Regions from separate parts of the Homo sapiens genome. Here regions 2 and 3 are each linked to region 1. The links are chromatin loops, found by intact Hi-C in ENCODE. Cell type or tissue: OCI-LY7. All regions are shown on one strand. Links, peaks and the distances in the headings refer to the core of each region. The heading gives the core; the rest is flanking DNA.

Region 1 (4,446 bases), core at 1,123-3,622:
GGGAGCACAAAGCCCCTGCCCACCTGCAGTGCTTGGCAGTGTTCAGCGCACATTCCTGTGTGTTATTTCATCGGAGCCTCACCCAAGGCCTGGGGGCCAAGTCACGGGAAGAGCCGAGTTGGGATTGGAGAACAGCAGCTTGACCCAGGTCACCAGGAGTTTGCCACTGGGCTGTCCCTAGGCTGGGGGGCTGGTACCTCAGGGGCCTAAGCTATGGGAAAAGAAGGGGTTGTACATTGCTGGGGGAGGTGAGAGATGCTGGTGGAGCTAGGAGACAGGAGGTCAGAGATCTCCCCAGCCCCCGAATACACAGGCAGGCTTCCTGAGGGCCTGTTTTGTCCCCCAACCCTCAAGGGGACAACAGGGCCACACCAGGCACTCACACAGCAGCTGACAGCAGCTCACATTTACTGAGGATGTGCCACCTGCCAGGCCCTGTGCCAGGAGCTCTCCTGGAATACCTCTTTTCATCTAAATTCAAAATAATACCATGAGAAAGAAGCTCCAGTCCTGGGCTGACATCCCGCTGAGTGCCAGGCCTCAGCACTGAAGCCACAGCAGCAGCAAGCAAAACGGCCCCAAACCTGTTAGTTGCTTTCAATTTTCCCATTTTACAGATGAGGAAACTGAGTCACAGAGAGGGATAAGTTTCACCAGGTCATATAGGTAGGAAGTGGTGGAGGCAGGATTCAATTCCGTTCTGACTCCGAAGCCAGACTTTTTTTTCCCTACACAATTTATTAGAATTTGAAAAGGTTGCTGGATACAGTCAAATAAATCAATTTCATTTCTATATATCATCAAAGTATTATTTTAAAAGATAATCATTTATAATAGCATCAAAGACAAAGCCACCAGAAATATAACAAAATATGTTGACAGGACTAGTTCAGATGTTAAAGATCTAAGCCGCGCGAAAACCAGACTTCTAACCACTAAGCACCTGTCAGCTGTGGAGACAACAGCTCCTCCATCCTTACGATGCAGCGAGGCCACTGCAGGTGGGGAGGGGTCTTCTGGTTAGTGCAGCAGCCTGGTGTTCAGAGATGACACCTCAGCTCAGACCTGGAAGGTTCTGCAGGCAGGTTGTATAAGCCACGTTAGCTGCTCTAAAGCCTCCATTTCCTCATCTAGAAAATGGGGACAGGGAGGCCCTCCCTAACGGGTTGTTCTGAGGATGAAGGGAGGATGTGGTCAAGTTCCTGGCCCAATGTTTTGCAAATAGTAGGTGCTCGATTATTGGCACTGGTATTAGGATCAGGGCCAAGAGTAGAACCTTCAACTCCCTGTCAGCTGGGAGAGACTGAGATGGATCACTTATCTGCACATGGAACCCGGCGTTGCTGCTGGTGTGAGCCAAGGGGGCTCAGGGAAGCCTGTTGTTGAGCTGTGTCTGATCTGTGGCTTCCTGTGCCTGGGGCCTGACTCAGCACATTACCTGGTTCCTGAGTCACGGCACAGAGGGGAGTGCTGGGATTACAGGTGTGAGCCACCGTGCCTGGCCACAAACTGCTTTTAAAAGGTTCAGGCCCTTTGCTCCAGCAATTCCACTTCCAAGAATTTATCCTATTGCAATGATTTTCAAACTGTGTTCCCAGTGGAATCCTGGGGTTCCATAGAGTTGCTTTGCTAGTTCTGCAAAACTTTGATTTGAATGTCACTGGTGCCGAGTCTGATTTAAAACTGCAGGCATCTGGCCAGGCACGGTGGCTCATGCCAGTAATCCCAGCACTTTGGGAGGCCGAGGTGGGCGGATCACAAGGTCAGGAGATCGAAACCATCCTGGCTAACACGGTGAAACCCCGTATCTACTAAAAGTACAAAAAATTAGTCAGGCGTGGTGGCGGGCGCCTGTAGTCCCAGCTACTCAGGAGGCTGAGGCAGGAGAATGGCGGGAACCCGGGAGGCAGAGCTTGCAGCGAGCTGAGATCGCGCCACTGCACTCCAGCCTGGGCGACAGAGCGAGACTCCACCTCAAAAAAAAAAAAAAAAAAAAAAAAAAAAAAAGGCAATCATCTGCAACCCCTAACTGGCCTTCTAAATACTGCACATTTGAATTTATAAAATATATTTATGCTAACAGAATGACTTCTTACCTGTTACTTATATGAATCTTACTAAGTTTCATTCAAAGAAGGGTCCTACTTCTAAAAAGAAACAGTATAAAATCATTGTCACAAGAAAATGATCATTTCATACTAGGAAAGTTTGGCTTCAAAAAGATGTACCACACAATGTTTATAGAGTTGGTTCAGTGAACCATGCCATGGCTCACAGGCCAGATCTGGCCACCACCTGTTTTTCTAAATAAAGTCTGATTGAAACACAGCCATGTGCATTCATATATGCATTGTCTGTGGCTGGTTTTTTGCCGTAATGGCAGAGCTCAGTAGTTCTAAGAGAGAACTTGTGATCTGCAAAGGCCAGAACAAATACCACCTAGCTCTTTACAGAAAAAGCATGCTAATTGCTGGTTTATGATGATATAAAAATTGGAACCAACCTAAATGTCCAAGAAAAGGGGATTGATCAAATTACAGCGCACCCCCTTCAGCAAATGGAATGCAAAGCCCTTGTTGAAAAATGCTGGCCGGGCACGGTGGCTCATGCCTGTAATCCCAGCACTTTGGGAGGCTGAGGCAGGTGGATTACCTGAGGTCAGGAGTTTTGAGACCAGCTTGGCCAACATGGCAAAACCCCGACTTTACTAAAAAAAAAAAAAAAAAAAAAAAAAAAAATGCAAAAATTAGCCGTGTGTAGTCGTACACACCTGCAATCCCAGCTACTCAGGAGGCTGAGGCAGGAGAATAACTTGAACCTGGGAGATGGAGGTTGTAGTGAGCCAAGACTGCACCACTGTTCTCCAGCCTGGTAAACAGAGCACTCCTCCACCTAAAAAAAAAAAAAAAAAAAAGTTGCAGTTTAGCAGCTCTTAGGTTTGGCTGCATATTTAAACTACTTGGGGAGTTTTTTTTTTTTTTTTTAATTCCAAACCTCAGGCCACCTCAGATGAATTAAATTTGACTGTAGGTGTGGAACCCAGGCATTGACATTTTTAAAGCTTCCCCAGGGATTCTAATGCAGTGCCACTGTTGTAGAATATTTAATGAGGCCAGATACAGTGGCTCATGCCTCTTATCCCACCACTTTCGGAAGCTGAGGTGGCAGAAGCACCTGTAGTTAGGAGTTTGGGATGAGCCTGGCCAATGTTGTAAAACCCTTGTCTCTAATAAAAATACAAAACTTACCCCGGCGTGGTGGTGGACACCTGTAATCCCAGCTACTTGGAAGGCTGAGGCAGGAAAATCGCTTGAACCCAGTGTGTCTAAAATCGGTGGGTTCTTGGGCTGACTTCAAGAATGAAGCCGCAGACCCTCGCAGGTGGTGTCACAGTTCTTAAAGGGGGCCTGTCCAGAGTTTCTTCTTTCTGATGTTCTGAAGTTCGGATGTACTTGCACTTTTTTCCTTGCGCTGGGTTCATGGTCTCGCTGGCTCAGGAGTGAAACTGCAGACCTTCATGGTGGGTGTTACAGCTCTTAAGACAGTGCCTGTGGAACTGTTAGTTTCTCTTGGTGGTTTTGTGGTTTTGCCAGCTTCAACAGCAAAACCTTAAACCTTCACAGTGAATGTCACAGCTCATAAATGCAGTGAAAATCCAAAGTGATTAGCAGCAAAACTTACTGTAAAAACGGGGGGAAAAACCTTCCCATTATTTGGAAGAGAATCAGAGCGGGTTGTTACGGGTGGCTCCAGCAGCCTGCTTTTATTCTTATCTGGCCCCACCCACATCCTGCTGATTGGTCCATTTTACAGAGAGCCGATTGGTCTATTTTACAGAGAGCTGATTGGTCCGTTTTGACAGGGCACTGATTGGTGTGTTTACAATCCCTGAGCTAGACACGAAAGTTCTCCACGTCCCCATTAGATTAGCTACAGAGTGTCGATTGGTGCATTTACAAACCTTGAGCTAGACACAGGGTGCTGACTGGTGCATTCACAAACTCTGAGCTAGACACAGGGTGTTGATTGGTGTGTTTACAAACCTTGAGCTAGATACAGAGTGCTGAGTGGTGTATTTACAATCCCTTAGCTAGACATAAAGGTTCTCCAAGTCCCCACCAGACTCAGGAACCCAGCTGGCCTCACCCAGTGGGTCTCGCACGGGGGCCACAGGTGGAGCTGCCCGCCAGTCCCGCGGCCTGCCCCCGCACTTCTCAGCCCTTGGGCGATGGATGGGACCGGGCGCCGTGGAGCAGGGGGCCGTGCTCCTCAAGGAGGCTCAGGCGGCGCAGGAGCCCACGGCGGCGGGGCGGGGCAGACTCAGGCATGGCGGGCTGGAAGTCCTGAGCCCTGCCCCGTGGGGAGGCAGCTAAGGCCCGGCCAGAAATCGAGCGCAGCACCCGTGGGCCAGCACTGCTGGGGGACCCGGCGCACCCTCGGTAGCTG
Region 2 (4,446 bases), core at 843-3,342, 56 kb before region 1:
CAGATCAGCACCTTGATCTTGGATTCCAGTTCCTAGAACCGTGGGAAATAAATTTCTGTTGTTTGTAAACCATCCAGTTTATCATATTTTCTTATAGCATCCCAAACAGTCTAAAATACACCCTCTCATTTCATGGATAAAATGTCTTTTCGTATTTCTCTATAGATAGTAACTATACTACTTTTGAAGATTTGTTCTGTTGTTTCCTCTGTTTGGTCTTTTTGTTTCATGTTAGAACTTTCCATCAACATCTGGTAATCTTTGGCTGTTAAGATTTCATTATGATGCACAAAAAACTGGTGGGGGGTTCTGTGTGCATGAATGTGGCTTATTCTCAGAGGCGATCTGGCAGATAATCAGCTTATTCACTGAGGGGAGTCTCCCAGTGTCTGAACCTGAAAGTTTCTTCTCTGTGACCATCCCATTTTTTTCCAGAGTAGGATCGTTTCCTAACTGACTGCCAGTGTTCTGGAAGCAGGTGCAGTGAAGAGCCTAAGAGTCCCACTAATGTGTGTGTGAATTCTGAATCCTTAGCCACCGTGTTCATCCCTAACCCATACTGCCACAAGGACTCTCAAGTCTCACAACCAATTCGTTTTAACACGAGAAGACATTAAGAGGGTTAAGAGGTTCTCCATGATTCACCTACTAGTGTGAATTCATATCTGCTCCTTTTGCTTTTCCCCTGGCCCTTAGCTGATATCAACTGCCCTGAGGAAATGGAAGTCTGATTGGTCAGGAAGCAGGAGTAAGTGGGTAATTTGGGGTCACAGACCCCCCTCAGCAGGCAAGCAGCCCAGAGGTGGGTAAAGCACATTAGGAAAGGATGCTGCAATCCAGGGACTAGGGCCCTGGACCTGGATGCCAAAAGGGAGTTGGGAAAGTAGAAAAGAAAACAATTTATGCTTAAATTGTGCTCAGAGCCAGGGCTCTATGCAAAGCAGCAGCAGGTGACCTGTTTTCTCCCTCCTGCACTGCAGAGAACCTGCCCTCAAAGACCCAGAGCTCAGCTTCAGTGGAAGTTGAACGGCACTGTACAAGCAAAACTGAGAACCCAGTCACCCTGAGAAAAATGGTTTCTAGGGGGAAACACATTCTTTGGTCCAAACAACCAACTTACAAATGATCTTTTGGACCACGTCCTGCCTGCAAACTGAGGCTCGATTCACCTTTAATGGACCAGTTCTGGCAGTGCCAAGGGAGAGAGGCCATTAGCAGAAATGAAAAAAGCAAGAAATCTTTTAGTCCACTAGGTTAAGATTTTTTTATGCTTTGTTGTTTATGATTTCCCACTTTAGTTACTCTTTCCCGGAACAAATGTTATGATTCTACTTCATCTCTATTTACTGAAGCAAATAGATGCTTATCAGCAGTCATGCTACAAATCGCAAAGCAGTCAGTAAGGCCTTTGGGGCTGTGGTCTCTTTTGCAATTCTTTGATGTCTTGTCAGGCAACTTATTTTCTGTGCCTCAGAGAGTTTCCAAAAGCTACCACAATCTGATTGTGTGTGTGTGTGTGTACATATGTGTGTGTATATCTATATGCACTCTTTCTCTCTATATATATATACATATGGCATATAAATACAGTAAAGTCAAAGAATTGAGCAAAAGCAGATTTTGGTTTTTACCTTAAGAATATCATTTCACTTCCTGAAAAATTAGGAATTAGGAGTCCCAAGAATACCACATAGCATTTAGGAAGACTTGAGTGGGAGCTAAGAAAGTTCGAATGAGGGGAGGAAGAAAGTCCCTGGTCAGGCTGGGTATAGTGACTCAAGCCTGTAATCCTAGCACTTTAGAAGGCTGAGGTGGGAGGATTGTTTGAGCTCAGGAGTTTGAGATCAGCCTGGGCAACCTAGCAAGACTCTGATTTCTATTTAAAAAAAGAAGAAGAAAGAAAGAAAATAAAAGAAAAAGGCTGGGTCAGTGGCCTCAGTTGAACCCTGGAGGATGCTGTGATCCTCTTGGTGATGTCCCCAGCCTCTGCTTCAGGATGACAGCATGGTCTCCTGCACTGTAGCTCGGTTTGAAATTTTCAGTTTTTCTTTCAATTTCGCCTTTTTCAGACTCCAAGGGGGATGGAGGAGATGGTCTGAATAAGACAAATATGAAAGAGGAAGTGTCTCAGCACCAACCAAACGTAAAACAGCGACAGCGACCCACTTCACTTGTGACCTATACAGAAATACTGAAGACGTCCTCTGTGTCCTTTTAGACTTTCTGGGGGAGGGAACAGCCGCTGCCCAGAAGCAAGCAGCTTCCTTTTGGCCAGGTCAGTGCAGGGAACCAACAAAGACAGGGACCTGTGGCCAGAAGAAGCACAGCCGCAGCAGGTGTCTGATTGGACTGAGCCAGGAAAGGCCTTCTTGCCCTTAGGGACCCCTCAAGGCTTTTTTCCCAAAAGCTGGAAACTGCTTGGCTCACTGCTGTGCTAAATGCAGGTGCCAGCCGAGGGGGTTACCCTAGGACCGTGAGCCATTAACAGCTTGTCTCAAATACACTTCTCCAAGGCAGTCAGCAACTCCCCACTGAACACCTGTGGGTTCCTGCTGGTGCTAACTTAGGCACGGGGCTAGCAGGTCCCTCCCCTGTAGCAGATGATGAGAGCAAGTGTGGTGCAGGAGGAACTGAAAAGAGAGCGTCGTCAGAGATGACACTTGCGTGGATTAAAACCATATATTCTTGTGCAATGTAAAAATGCCAACTTGCATCAGCGTAACGAAGGACACACTTAGAATAGAAAAGCTGAGGAGGACAGAAGAATAGGAAGAACAACAAAACCATGCCTGGTCCTTTTGCCCAGAAATGACCCATGTGAATCTTGGCTGAACTTTTAGACTTTTTCGTGGTGCACATTTTTCAACATAATTTGACAACGTGGGACCTCTAGAATTGTACATTCTAATTTTTCAGTCCATTTATTTCTTATTCCAGAAAGAATCCATGTATAAGGATGGCTCATCACAGTGTTGTTTTTAATTCTGAAAAGCTGAAAGATGGATGCTCACCACTAGTGTTTATACATAAGTTCAATAAAGTTATGCTCTCACAATAAAATATTATGTAGTCATTAAAAAGAACAATCTCATGCTATGCGTATTATCATGGAAGGATGTCCCCAAGATCTTGCTGAAATGTTTTAAAAAGTCCCAAGCAGTGTATATATAATTTGAAGCTATTTATATAAAAATATGGGTGTATATGTGTGTAAAAAAGGATGTTTGGGCCGGGCATGGTGGCTCACGCCTGTAATCCCAACACTTTGGGAGGCCAAGGTGGGTGGATCATTTGAGGTCAGGAGTTGGAGACCAGCCTGGCCAACATGGTGAAACCCGTCTCTACTAAAATATATATAAAAAAAAAATTAGCTGGGATGTGGTGGTGGGTGCCTGTAATCCCAGCTACTGGGGAGGCTGAGGCAGGAGAATCACCTGAGCCTGGGAGACAGAGGTTGCAGTGAGTTGAGATCTCCCCAGTGCGCTCCAGCCTGGGCAACAAAGTGAGAATCCGTCTCAAAAAAAAAAAAAAAAAAAAAAAGGATGTTTGCCAAATGTTAATAATGTTAGAAGGAGGGCTTTTTGTGCTGTTTTACTTTCTTCTTGATATTTTTTAGCAATATTTATTTTGCAATGAGCATTTACTAGCTTTATTTTTTTTAACTATTTACCTTGAAAAAATTATGTAAATCTATACTTACTATATAAAATACATTTATTTTGTAGTGAGTGAAAATGAGGGTTACCAAACATATACATAGTATAATATCATGTTCATATGTTATAGTTTTATATATAAATTTACATAGTTTAAGTGTTTATAAACACAAAAATACATATTCACACATTTGATATATATAATGTGCATATAAATTTTACATGTATATATAAAACGTTTTAAAACATTTTTTTAAGATTACTCTTATATTTTGAATAATAATTGTATTTCCATTCTGGGGAAAAGAGTAATATTTTGGAAACCAGATGCAGTGGCTCATTCCTGTAATCCCAGCACTTTGGGAGGCCGAGGCGGGTGGATCACCTGAGGTTAGGAGTTCGAGACCAGCCTGGCCAACGTAACAAAACCCCATCTGTACTAAAAATACAAAAATTAGCCAGGCATGCTGGCGGGCACCTATAATCCCAGCTACTTGGGAGCCTGAGGCAGGAGAATCGCTTGAGCCCGGGAGATGGAGGTTGCAGTGAGCCAAGATTGTGCCACTGCATTCCAGCCTGGTGGACCAAGTGAGAAACTATCTCGAAAAAAAAAAAAAGTAAGATTTTGGGCTAAGTCTTGGAGGGGTAGGGACGGCCAGTCCACGGCAGCCCAGGCTGAGGGCACAGCACGTACCAAAAAGCCACAGCAGAGCAGGGTCACACGTGGCACACGCTGCTCCTGGCACCTGATAGCACCAGTGTTCTGTCCTCCTGGAAACTCTCCTCTTGC
Region 3 (2,500 bases), core at 1-2,500, 250 kb before region 1:
AGCATCTTAAATCCAAAATGTCCTCTTTATTTAGTTTGTCTCAATGTCTAGGCACACCATCTTGACTGCAGACGCAGACCTCAAATAAACTTCCTCCTCGGGAGGTACCCATTTCCCTTATCAAGGCAGGGCATTTGGCTCAGAAATTGCTCGGTTTCTTTTTTTTTTTTTCTTAAGACAGAACCTCACTCTCACCCAGGCTGGAGTGCAGTGGCACTATCTTCACTCACTGCAGCCTCCACCTCCAGGTTTAAGCAATTCTCCTGCCTCAGCCTCCCGAGTAGCTGGGACTACAGGCACATGCAACCACACCTGACTAATTTTTGTATTTTTAATAGAGACAGGGTTTCACTATGTTGGCCAGCCCGATCTCGAACTCCTGACCTCAGGTGACCCACCTGCCTCGGCCTGCCAAAGTGCTGGGATCACAGGTGTGGGCCACCTTGCCTGGCCTGAAATTTCTCAGTTTCTAAATAGGTTCTTGGCAGCTCCTCTTCTCCAACTTGAAGTTACTGGCCAACAGTATATAATCATCTGCAGAAAGACCAATATGTACTGACTTTTCACTATAGGAAGATTTATTTCAGTTTTGAGGAAATCTCTTGTAACCCTAGAGGATAATGGAATTGGAAGAAAAGTAGATGCTGTTTCAGAGTCCTGGGGTAAAATGTAAAAATGAGCAATATATACACACACACACACACACACATATATATATATTTTTTTTTTTTTGAGACGGGGTCTCACTCTGTAGCCCAGGCTGGAGTGCAGTGGCACGATCTCCACTCACTGCAACCTTTGCCTCCTGGGTTCAAGCGATTCTCCTGCCTCAGCCTCCCAAGTAGCTGGGACTATAGGCACGCACCACCATGCCCAGCTATTTGTATTTTTAGTAGAGATGGGGTTTCACCATGTTGGCCAGGCTTGTCTGGAACTCCTGACCTCAAGTGATCCGCCCGCCTCAAAGTGCTGGAATTACAGGCATGAGCCACTGTGCCCGGCAAGTCTCATTGTTTCACTGTAGCAAGGACGCAGCCAGTGTTAAATCAGGAGGTCTTCCCCTGTGAAGTTGCTTTATTGGAAGCCTTAATCAGAAGAATCATCAGCGGAAAGCAGTTGTCTGCAAAGCCATTCCTCCCCTTGCCAGTAGGTGGCACTGTAGCTGTACTGTTTTCAGATGCCCTCTCCAGCCGTGCAATCTCTCCCTTGGCCCCAGGCTTCTCATGTTCTGTTTCTTCTTTGCCAGGTCTATGTGCTCTCTCTATCAACCATTCCAATTCTTACCTGGCCTATCCTGGAAGCCTGACTTCAGGGGAGATTGTGCTTTATGATGGAAACTCCCTGGTAAGTTGACGGTGACCTGGCTGAGCCAACCCACCTGCCTTGGCTGTGTGGTCATGGAAGGAGATAGATAAGGACGCCCTGCCGTCGGGGGCTGGAGGCGGTGGGAGTAAGCAATACTGGGGAGTTGTTCAAGAGAAGGTGATACTATTTCCCCTCGGGCTTGCTGTGAGTCAACCTCACCATAAGCCAGCTGGCCAGGCCAAGTTAGACATCTGCAGCATAATGAAAACCACTTGCCAGCAGGGGGCCAGTTGTCTCCCTGAATGTGTCACCCTGTCCCATGCCACAGCCTGAGACAGTGTGCAGGTGTTTCATATTCCCTGCCCTCTGGTCTCTGAGGCATCCCTGAGCGGGACAAGATTGCTGTGGGAAGTTGCCTAAAGATGCGTGCAGGGCGCGCCTGCGACGGCATCACACTGCATCAGGTGCTCCGTTCGTGGCCACCTTCCCAAGGGCAGGAAAAGGGATGGAAATGGAGTGGCCCTTGAAGCCAAATCTTGATTCACCAGAAAATGACACACAGCTTACATGCAGATGGCCTGGGGGACAGAGGAAGAGACAGGGAGCTGGACAAAGGAGGGAGAAAGGAGAAAAGAGGAAGGGGAGGGAGGTGAAATCCATCTTCCCTCCTCCGCAGCATCTGTATCCATTTTTCCTTTTCACCAACAGAAAACAGTCTGCACTATTGCTGCCCATGAGGGAACACTAGCTGCCATCACCTTCAATGCCTCAGGCTCCAAACTAGCAAGTGCGTCTGAAAAAGTGAGTCCACTCCCACCAACACCTCTGTCTGGGTTTCGCTGGATGGCTCCTGCCGTGCGCAGGGATGGGATTGAACAAACCTGGTGACATGAAGACTGACTGGTCTCTGGGCCCACTCAGAATTTGTTTCAGAGGGAGAATTTCTGGCCTCTGCATGTGTGGTATATTCATGCATTTGTTAATTCAATAGGCCAGGGGCCTGCAATATGCAAGATACAAGACACTTTGCATGAAAACTCGTGGTCTTATGAAGAAATGTACGTGTACATCAGCCGTAGAGACGGACAAATGCTACACCTTATAAACACAGTACAGTGCAAACCAAATGCTTTACTTTGCTATTTAGAGAAATTGATGTCTTCTGCCTGGAATAATCAGAGAAAGTGATCCAATT

What was found. A loop is a pair of places that touch in the nucleus more often than their neighbours do. Peaks named below come from ENCODE experiments on the same cell type or tissue, not always from the same donor. Only the 100,000 strongest peaks of a DNase experiment are listed, where the experiment ranks them.
Region 2: a loop joins it to region 1, with 4 times the contacts of the local background. A loop is called at or near these places in 14 of 110 quality-filtered maps.
Region 3: a loop joins it to region 1, with 5 times the contacts of the local background. A loop is called at or near these places in 23 of 110 quality-filtered maps.

What each region holds. Positions count from the first base shown.
Region 1 is chr17:68,179,997-68,184,442 of GRCh38, reverse strand. It overlaps LOC105371870 (a long non-coding RNA gene), which reads right to left. Exons shown (of 4, transcript XR_934937.4): 2 at 2,771-2,892; 3 at 2,097-2,147; 4 at 1-1,075. Among named protein-coding and RNA genes, the nearest start is that of AMZ2, 66 kb to the left of the region's middle. RefSeq lists enhancers at 1-83, 856-915, 936-1,005, 2,197-2,326. In OCI-LY7, for the core only: CTCF peaks have their summits at 2,297 and 2,510; DNase peaks (open chromatin) are centred at 1,422, 2,302, 2,992 and 3,122; H3K4me3 peaks cover 2,500 bases; H3K27ac peaks cover 2,500 bases.
Region 2 is chr17:68,235,661-68,240,106 of GRCh38, reverse strand. It overlaps a transcript of AMZ2 not described here. Among named protein-coding and RNA genes, the nearest start is that of AMZ2, 10 kb to the left of the region's middle. RefSeq lists a silencer at 991-1,060 and enhancers at 1,720-1,969, 4,400-4,446. In OCI-LY7, for the core only: a CTCF peak has its summit at 2,163; DNase peaks (open chromatin) are centred at 1,006, 1,426, 2,096 and 2,596; H3K4me3 peaks cover 2,480 bases; H3K27ac peaks cover 2,500 bases.
Region 3 is chr17:68,435,226-68,437,725 of GRCh38, reverse strand. It overlaps WIPI1 (WD repeat domain, phosphoinositide interacting 1), which reads left to right. Exons shown (of 13, transcript NM_017983.7): 5 at 1,247-1,344; 6 at 2,014-2,106. It also overlaps a transcript of ARSG not described here and a transcript of PRKAR1A not described here. Among named protein-coding and RNA genes, the nearest start is that of MIR635, 12 kb to the right of the region's middle. RefSeq lists an enhancer at 1,186-1,686. In OCI-LY7, for the core only: a CTCF peak has its summit at 1,164 (motif pointing right); DNase peaks (open chromatin) are centred at 95, 495, 1,155 and 1,565; H3K4me3 peaks cover 990 bases; H3K27ac peaks cover 1,587 bases.